Regions from separate parts of the Homo sapiens genome. Here region 2 is linked to region 1. A link is a loop called in an ENCODE intact Hi-C map of the cell type or tissue named here. Cell type or tissue: PC-3. All regions are shown on one strand.

Evidence for each region. A loop is a pair of places that touch in the nucleus more often than their neighbours do. Peaks named below come from ENCODE experiments on the same cell type or tissue, not always from the same donor. Only the 100,000 strongest peaks of a DNase experiment are listed, where the experiment ranks them.
Region 2: it touches region 1 in a loop (2.2-fold over the local background); 1 of 110 quality-filtered maps calls a loop at or near these places.

What each region holds. Positions count from the first base shown.
Region 1 is chr5:12,774,983-12,779,982 of GRCh38, forward strand. All of the region lies in intron 3 of LINC01194 (long intergenic non-protein coding RNA 1194), which reads left to right. Among named protein-coding and RNA genes, the nearest start is that of LINC01194, 200 kb to the left of the region's middle. In PC-3, no CTCF peak of the experiment used is centred here; a DNase peak (open chromatin) is centred at 2,559.
Region 2 is chr5:12,633,580-12,638,579 of GRCh38, forward strand. All of the region lies in intron 2 of LINC01194 (long intergenic non-protein coding RNA 1194), which reads left to right. Among named protein-coding and RNA genes, the nearest start is that of LINC01194, 61 kb to the left of the region's middle. In PC-3, no CTCF peak of the experiment used is centred here; a DNase peak (open chromatin) is centred at 2,842; H3K4me3 peaks cover 570 bases; H3K27ac peaks cover 1,434 bases.

The sequences.
Region 1 (5,000 bases):
TCATATCAGAATATCATTAAGATTTTTATAGATATAATGAACATTATTCTAAAATTGGTATAAAAAAGCAAAAGACCTGAAGAATTAAAATAATATTGAAAATTATGAATATAAAAAGAGGAATCAGTCTATCCATTTTTAGACTCACTATATACCTACAGTAATCAAGTTTGTGTGATATTGATGGAGGAATCAATACATAGATCAACAAAACAGAATAGAGAACTCAGAAATAGACCTATATGAATATGCCCAATTGAGTTTTGACAAAAGTGCAAAAGCAAAATCATAAAGGAAACATAACCTTTGCAACAAATGTTCTAACATTCGTTATAGCAATTGGACATGTCTCAAACTTTATAAAAAGATTAACTCCAAATGGATTACAGACAGAGTGGGAGAAATAGAGAGATGTTGGTCAAAAGATATGTTTCACTTATGTGATGTGAAAACTTTATAGAGATCTAATATACAGAATAGTGACTATAGTTATTAATACTGTGTTGACTATTTTAACTGTGCTAAGAGAGTAGATCTTAAGTGTTCTCACCACACACACCTGCTAAAAGGTTACTATGTGAGGTGACCAAGATGAATATGTTAGTTTTCTGTAGTAGCCATTACTCAATGTACATGTATATCAAAACATCATGCTGTACACCTTAAATTTATGCTTTTATTTTAAAAGTGATTGCAGACAAATGTAAAATGTGAAAAATAAAACTTTTGAAAATTAGGAGAAAGATATTTGAGATCTAGAGCTGGGTAAATAATTCTTTTGCTGTGCAGAAGCTCATGTCCTGCACATGTACCCCTTAACTTAAAGTAAAAGTTGGGGAAAAGAAAGAATTCTTATAAAAGGCACAAAAATCAAAGAAAACTTTGATAAGTCAGACTTCATTAAGAACATCGAAATATATTTTCACTGTGAATGAACCTTTGAAGAGGGATAAAAGACAAGCTGCAGGCTGGAAAAAAACAATTTCAAATTACATAGCTATCTAGATTTTACAGAGAAGTCTCAAAAGGCAACAGGAGGAAAATGAGAAATCAAATGAAAAAATTGGCAAAGGACGTGAAGAACCATTTTAATAAAGAAGGTGTATGGATAGCAAATAAGCACATGAAAAGATATTCCTTATCATTAGCCACCAAGGCAAGGCAAATTAAAACCGCAATGAACTATTACTACAGACATATCAGAAATGCAAAATTTAAAAACAAAATCAAACCAAACCAAAAAATGTGGCAACACCACATGTTGATGAACATGCAAAGAAGTGCAATCACTCACACACTGATGACTGAAATACAAAATGGTTCAGCCACCCTGAAAAACAATTTAAAATTTCTCAAAAATCTGAACATATCACTACCATATGAACCACAGTTTGATTACCATTTGCCAACAATAATTGACATTTATCCAAGAAAAATGAAAACGTATATTCACAGAAAACTTGCGCATAAATAATTATAGAAGCTTTATTTGGAAATAACTCAGATGTTTTTCAATGGATAAATAGAAACCCCACAAAACCATGGTATATCAATATCATAGAATATCTCCCAACAAGGGAGAAAAAACCACTCTTTATAAATATAAGAATCTTGATGAATTTTCAGAGGAATTATAGTAATAAAAGCCAATCCCAAAAGATATATTTTATGATACAATTTATATATAATTAGCAAAATGAAACTAGAGAAATAACAGATTAGTAGTTGCTAGGAGTTAAAGGGGGTGAAAATGGAAGGAAAGTGCTCGTAGATATAAGAGTAGCATAAAGGATGCTGTAGCGATGGAAGTGTTCGGTATCTTGTCTGTATTTTATGTCAAAATCCAGATTAAAATATAGTTCTATAGTTTTACAAGATGCAATCATTAGAGTAGATCTAATAAAAGGTACATAGTACTTCTGTATTATTTTTTACAACAGCATGGAAATCAGTAATTTTCTTAAAATAGAAAAAATAATTAAAAACATTAAAATCTTGTTTGCTTTTTAATTTGGTATTTACAACCATATTTCTCTAGTATTTACAACTCTATTTCTAAACCAAAAGTATGTAGAGCTATTTTTAAATTTTCATGTTTGAAATATATTTATACTATACCATATGAGGATTTACCTTTATTAAAATGTGTTTATAGTCACACATATAAACACATAAACTCACCGTCTTCATCAGTATTCTCAGCCTAAAGTTCACAGCAACTCATGGTTAAATCATTATTCACTCATTTCAATTATTTAATATAAAAATATTTTTATGATCAAGCCATGTTATAATTATTATTCCTCTGTAATCAAACTATTTCCTTTTCCCCGATATTAATTATTTTGGACATTTAGTTCTGTCATGAATTGAGAATGTTTGGCTACATAAGACATAAAGAATTTGTGGAAATCTAGCATGCATGCTGTGGAGGCAAAACAACTGTAATAGAAGGGTAGTAAATATGGATAACAGAATGGTGATGTAGGACCTAGAGATGGTAGGAAGTAAGTGAAAAGCAGGGAGATTGTGGCCTGAGATATGAATGTATCAGGAAATGACCACAGAGAGACTAGTCATCTGCCTCTTGCCAAACATTTCATGTACAATGCTGAAAGTGTATATTGACAAAAGTCCTTACTGAAGTGAAGCTAATCAGAAGAAAGGCTTCTTATCGCCAATATTAGGCTGAAAATCATCTTTCTCTCTGTCTCTCTCTCTTTCTTTCTTTCTTTTTTTTTTGGACGGAGTTTCGCTCTTTCACCCAGGCAGAAGTGCAATGGCAGGATCTCGGCTCCTTGCAACTTCAGCCTCCCCGGTTCAAGTGATTCTCCTGCCTCAGCCTCCTGAATAACTGGGATTACAGTGCCGGCCACCACACCCAGCTAATTTTTGTATTTTTATTAGAGACAGGGTTTCGCCATGTTGGCCAGGCTGGTCTAAAACTCCTGACCTCAGGTGATCCACCCACCGCGGCCTCCCAAAGTGCTAGGATTACAGGAGGGAACCACCGCTCCAGGCCTAAAATTCATATTTGTAAATCACTTTGTTAATATTGGACACTAAGGAGATTGCAATACAGACACTTACCTCTTCTGAACTGACATTCATGGTAATACACGCAACATTTACCTTGGTAGTTATTCTTGTTATATAGTGGGAGGTAAGGCTTTATCCTAGACAGCCTTTTAAGTTAGAAATGACAAACTATATCAATAAATTATATTGCAAGAAAATCAACAGGACCAGATGGCAGTCATTCAAACATTCTGCAGACTCTTTAAAATTAATTCACTGAGCTAAAGATAAAAATATGTATAATCCATCATTGACAACAGCTATCCTGCCTAAAGACTGGACATCAGCCAATCTTCAACGTCTATGCTGCCACAAAAGTAACTAACATAAGAAGCATATATAAAAACATTTGAAAGAGATTCTATGGTTTCATATAATAAAGTAAGCTTACATCCATTTTTCTGAAAATTGTCTTAGGAAATATAGTTTGTCTATATTTTCTATAAAGTCACATATTTATGTAGATAAATAGATAATGTGAGTTGTAATATGATAAAATTAGGCTTCATGTAAATGCAAAATCATTTGGCTAACCTAATTATCCAGGATAGTAGAGGATTGGTATGTTAAAAGGTAGACTTAAACTTGGTATAGTTTGGATACCATCTCTAAGAACAAGCTGTGTTAGCTTAACAGGCATGAGATTTTCTAGGATTTCTAAGTATACTGTGACAATACTGAGGGTAAAGGATTTTTCTAGAGAATGCTTGTCAGCAAACCTGTTCTTTTGTGAAAGCGGTGGACCCAGAGCATAATTTAAAGATGTATTAATATGGGATATTATCTGACTCTTTTTTAGAAACAAAAGTTATAAAGAGAATCTGTATATTTCTCCAAGTAGTATCAATGGTTTTCACAAATATGAGAATTGTTTTGCACTTGCAAAAATCCTATTTGCCATACAACAAATAATCATAGAAATCATATTCCCTCATGTCCACAGGTCATGTTCATAATCAAAGGAAAGGAGTTACACAGGAATAAGTCACTGGGGATCACTTCAGCACTCTGAAAACCACAAAGTTTACTTTGTTTCTAATATGCATTTACTCTTTGAAAAGCATAGTAAATTTATGTGATTGCAAAGTAAAAACAAAACTTTCTTGATCCCACTCTCCAATTTTAAGTTCTAATAAAAACAGTTAAAACTGTAAAACAAAGAAATACATAAAGGTAGGAGAAAGTAAAATTATTCTTTACATTATAATGTCAACTAACATGTGGAAGAAATGACAGTTAAACTCATTGTAATAAGATTTTGATATGTATCAATGGATGTTCAAACATTAGATGAATGTTTGTTGAAAACAGGATCAAAATTGCTCCCCGTAAATGACTTATCAAATTCTAAGGGAAGGAAGGAAACTGTGTGTGGGAAAATCTGATGGTCACTTCCACACCAAGGTTACCAGCATCAATGATGGCGTGCACTGATACCAGGTGTTCCTTGATGTATCATTTTACACTGAAAAGGATACAGCTTCAAGTATATTATATTCCTGCCAAAAATTAATTACCTGGATCTAGTTAGGATAAAATATGCAAGCAAACACAACTTGTGGGACCTTCTATAAAGCTCTTGGCCTCTACAATTCAGAAATATCAATGTGAAAGGCTGAAAAACAGTTCCAGAATAAAGTATGCTAAAGGAACATTAACATTGAAAGTAAAATACATTTTTGTGTTGGAACTGGAGTTGAATAAAAATTGCTATGAAGGAGGTTTTAAAGGTAATTAATAAAAGTTAAACATGAATTTGATGAGAATTATAAGTATTGCATCCATGTAAATTACGTGAATTTGATAAATGCCTTGTAGTTTCATAAGAGAATGTTCTCCTAGTTCCTAGGATATTCATACTAAAGAATTTAAGGGTGAAGGATCATGTTATCCAACACTTAATTTTGGATGTTTCAACATAA
Region 2 (5,000 bases), 140 kb before region 1:
GTTGGCTGATCCATAAGCCTGGGTCCTAGAATGAGGTCAACCACAATGTGAGAGCAGAGCCTCAGATTACCTTTCAAAATTATGATGTGAGTGAGAAATAAACCTCTGATGTTTAAAGCCACTTTAGTTGGGTTTAGTTTGTTCATGTGTATAACCCTAGCCTATATATTCTTACTGATACACAGACTATGCTTTTAGTTCACAATCTCTTGCTTTTAAGTTAAAACATACTTTAAAAATTGTCACCTCCTTTGAATGTTTTGTGACAGTCTTCCAAATTTCTAGATTTTGAGACAATTTGAAATCAAGGTTTCTCTAGTAATTTTTCTAGTTCTGGAGTTTAATTTCACAACACTTTTGAACACACTAGATTCTATATGAGTTCATTAAGCTCTCTCCACAATTTAAATGAGTAAAAAAATCAATTTTGTTGCTTCAAGAACCAGGCATGAAAATAAATAAAGGGAGAACAAGTGACATCTTGATAGGACTTTCTACCTGCCAAATTTCTATCTTGTAAGTCATGCAAATGTTCCCTTTTTTTCAATCTTCAAACTTATCTTGTTGAGCTATTATTAACAACACCTGTGTATGCATTCTCACACAAACATTCATACACACACACACATACGCACTCATAGCTTAACTTATTAAGAAGATTTAGGTAGGACATGTCAGCATCTCAGCAAACTTTGTCACTAATGCTCCCTTTTAATCCAGGAAGTCATGGTTTCTGCTAAGTTTAAAAACTGACTGTATAACTCATTAATACTCTTCCAAATATATCTGCATATTTACATTTCTGAAACTTAAAAGCAAATAATTTATCCCTTAGTTTAGGCTTGCATTCTCCATCAGCTTTTCATTGAGAAAATAAGTTCTGATTTTGGAATTGGAAATGCAGGTTAGGACATTAAAGGCAACAAGTCAATGATGACAGCATTAAGGAAAGTGAGGTTTTATTCCTTTTTAATCTGCAGTTAACACATTGAGCACTAACTCTGTGAATGGGCCTAAAATATGCTGTCTTTTCTAAAACTCTCTCACCATTTACCCCAGGAGGTAGGTATTGTCAACCCATCTCACAGATGAGGGACTTGAGACTTGGAGCTTAAGAAGTCTCAGGATCAATGAGGTGGCCAATCCAGGTCTCGAATACAAGACGTGCTCACTGTAGGGCCCACCCTCTGTCCCTTATACTATGCTGCACACATTGTTCTCTTTTTGTTGACACTCTTTATGGGCTTTTCTGGTGGTCTAGGTCATGAGACCTAATCAAGACCAACATAGACAACAACAAAAAACTTAGATCGTCATCTCCCAAGAGAACAAAGTGTCAATTTTTGAGTCCTTCCAATAAAATGGTGAACAGAAAAAAAATAAAAACACAGAAGAGAATCACTACACCTGCTACATAATTGAAGATTTTAAGTACTGAGGGTTTTTGTTCCCTGCTATGAAATAATTAGTTTATTTAAACACAAAGATACAGAATACTTATCTGGAAATAAAAAAATAAAATACTTTGATAATAACCTGGAGTGAATCCTTTCTTGAGTGATTCCCCTGAAATCTAGCAATTACAGTTTGAGTTTTCTGTTAATTTTCTCAATGGGACAAGACAAGAGTTCAATAGAAATAAAATTTCTAATCTTAGGCAGTTCTTTGTGACTTATGAGATATCATGATCCCCAAAGTTTTTAAAGGAAAACAAATACCTATGATTGAGCAAAAACTATTTTTAAAGCCTTCAAGGCAAAACCAATACGTGTTCATGGTTACATGGTAGAGAGCCTGTCAGAGAGTGTTTAATGAAGAGCTAAAGAGTTCTGTGTCTTGGTTAGAGGGCATGCGATCTTTTCTTACATGATTATGATCTCATGTGCTGTGACTTTATTTTGTTTTGTGGATATCCTAATCATAAAATATATAGCCATTTGTTATTTTTCTGGAGTCATGTAGTGCATTACAAATCATAGGATCTCAACAAGGAGAAGTTGAGATACCAATAGCCTGAAATATTTACAGTATGTATAAAAAACACATTTTAGAAGTTGAGGTATAAAGTATTGTCCATATAATAATGAAAGTATATGGATAAAAGGAGTCATGCAATACTTTCAAGTGCTAAACACCTTCTAGACTAAATAGTAGAAACTAAATAGATTCTACAAAGTGAGTTCTGAACTGGATGCATTTTCTGAACTTGCAGCACATGGAGCAAATATAAGGGAATTTAGCAAAGTAAGTAAGAATTTCACAATGCAGGGCCTTAGAAGGTAGAGCAAAAGGTTAAAATTTTACTCTGACATTTTTGGGAAATCATCACCATAGTGTCAACATCTAATTGCCTCTGCTTGTATGTGGTAACAAGAGAAGAAGGAGGGAAATAAATTAAGTTCAATAAATTATGGTTAAATTTTAAAATAAAAACTTTGGACAAATTCAATTTAATAGAGTTTATTTGAGCAAGGAAAAGAAAAACGATTCAGGAATCAGGTAGCTCTTAGAATCACAGTAGATTCAGATAGACTCTGGAGCAACTGTGCAGCTGGAAAAAATTTATAAACTGAAAAAGATAAGTGATGACGGAAAGTGGAAGCGAAGTACAGAAACTGCCGGACTGGTTACATCTTTGCATTTGCCTTATTTGAACATGGTTTGAAGAGTTGACCGTGGATGAGTGGTTGACATCTGACTACTGGGATAGGCTTAAACACAGCTATTGTTATCAAAGCATACCATTAAGCTCTGTTTTCAGATTGCCTACCTACTAAGTTAGAATACAGGTTATCCATAATGACTCACGTATTTAAGTACAGAGGCTCTCTCAGGCCAGGTTTAATTCGATTTACCATAAGGTGCAGTGAGTCAGACAGTGTGATGACACATTGGGTTAGTGGTAATGGGAGTGAAGTAAAGTGATCAGATAAACTTAGGATATAGTTTTGACTTTAAAATGGCGTGATTTGCTGGTTGCATGAATGTGAAATATTGAGAAATACAGAGGAATCGAATTGTCTCCTATATTTTAGTGTAAACTATTGAGCAATGTAGTTTTATGCAGAATGACAAGGAAAGCAGAGGGGGAGAATACATACTACGGGCAGAGAGCAGGAAGTCAAGTATTTGGTTTTGGAAATGATACTTTTGAGATGACTATGACATATTTAAGTGCTAATGTCCATGAGTTTGTTTAATGTTTAAATCAGGGATGCAGAACAGGAACAAGATACCAGCGTTATTGACAAAAGGCCTAGGAAGGAGGGAATAGACATTGAATTAGAAAAGCAGAGGGCTCAGGACTAAAAACGCCAATACTGAGAGGTCATTTATAAAGAGAAAAGTCAATAATTTAAAGAAGAGAAGATTCCAAGGAGGAAAAGCAGAACACTTTTTCTTTGTTAGGAAGTTAGAGAAGGAGATTGCTTCAAGAAAGCAACAGGGAACTGGTCCAAATTATGTCACATTTTATAAATACATTATTTATAAAAACAAGTAAACAGAATCATTTTCACTCTGCACTTTCTTAAAGTTTTACTGTATGTATTAGTCCATTTTCATGCTGCTGATAAAGACATACCCAAGACTGGATAATTTATAAAGAAAACAAAGGTTAATGGACTCACAGTTCCACATGGCTGGGGAGGCCTCACAATCATGGCGGAAGAGCAAGGGATGTCATCTTACATGGCGGCAGGCAAGACAGCATGAGAGCCAAGTGAAAGAAGAAACCTCTTATAAAACTATCAGATCTCGTGAGACTTATTCACTACCGAGAGAACAGTATGGAGGAAACCGCCCCTATGATTCTGTTGTCTCCTACCGGGTCCCACACAACACATGGGAATTATGGGAGCTAAATTCAAGCTGAGATTTGGGTGGGGATGCAGCCAAACCATATCAGTGTATTAATAAAAGGTATACTAATATATGTATGTTAATATACTGTTTTACTATTTTCTAAATAAAAATTTAGAATGTAGCTTCAAAATTTTTCAACATGTTGTACAGTAGAGGAATTCTATATCTTGGCCATATATGCTTCATTCTGAAGGAAGTGTTTGTTAGCATAAAGAAATTCATAAAGATATATTTATTTTAGGTTGGAGAATAAAGTGATGCAATCATGTTGATAAGTACCAAAATGCACTTAAGAAAAGTTGGAATACATTTCTGATTTTAGGAGAAAAAAACTACTAACCAATAAGAAATAGACACTTTAAAACCATAATGTAGGGTAACTATGTTCATACAATATATACAACAATATAGGTATGTATATTTATAATATAGTGAACTATATTCTCAAAAAAAGTTGAGAAACTAATGGGGGAAAGATATATCTATTGGTTAACAATTAGAAGACTCAATCAAGGAGAATACCTGAATTCTGTATTACTGCAGTATTCGTTATATATTCAATCAACACTTTAAATCCAAAAGAAAACTTCAATCAATTTACTTATATCTGTCTAAACTGTATTTATTACTCAGTCTGCATCCTAACATGTCACTCAGAGAACACAGCAATAGTATACTAACTGGCAATTTTCTTCAGCCTTGCTCCTCCCCAATTTATTAGCTGTACTTCAGGTAGAATTATGTAAAAACACAAATTGGATCATGCCATTTCTACATGCTTCACCTTTCATTGAAGGTAGAATTCATACTTAGTATTCGAATTTACAAAGCCCTAGGTGATATCTACCCTGTCTACTCATAAAACCTCATCTTGCATCATCTTGCTTTCTTCTTGGTACTCAGTCTCTTCTCTACATCTTTTAAGTCATTTCAACTTCTCAAATTTTTAAATACAATTTTCGCTTTTATGCATACCACTTATTCTGCAAGCAGGTCCTCCATTCTTTGCACACACAGACATTTTGCCTGAGTGTATGCTACCTGCCTGTCATGCCTATGTTTGTTTTTATTGTTTCTGGAAAGGTACTTAAGAACTGTTAATTATGAGTTATATTTGCCTTTTTATATTCTGCTTC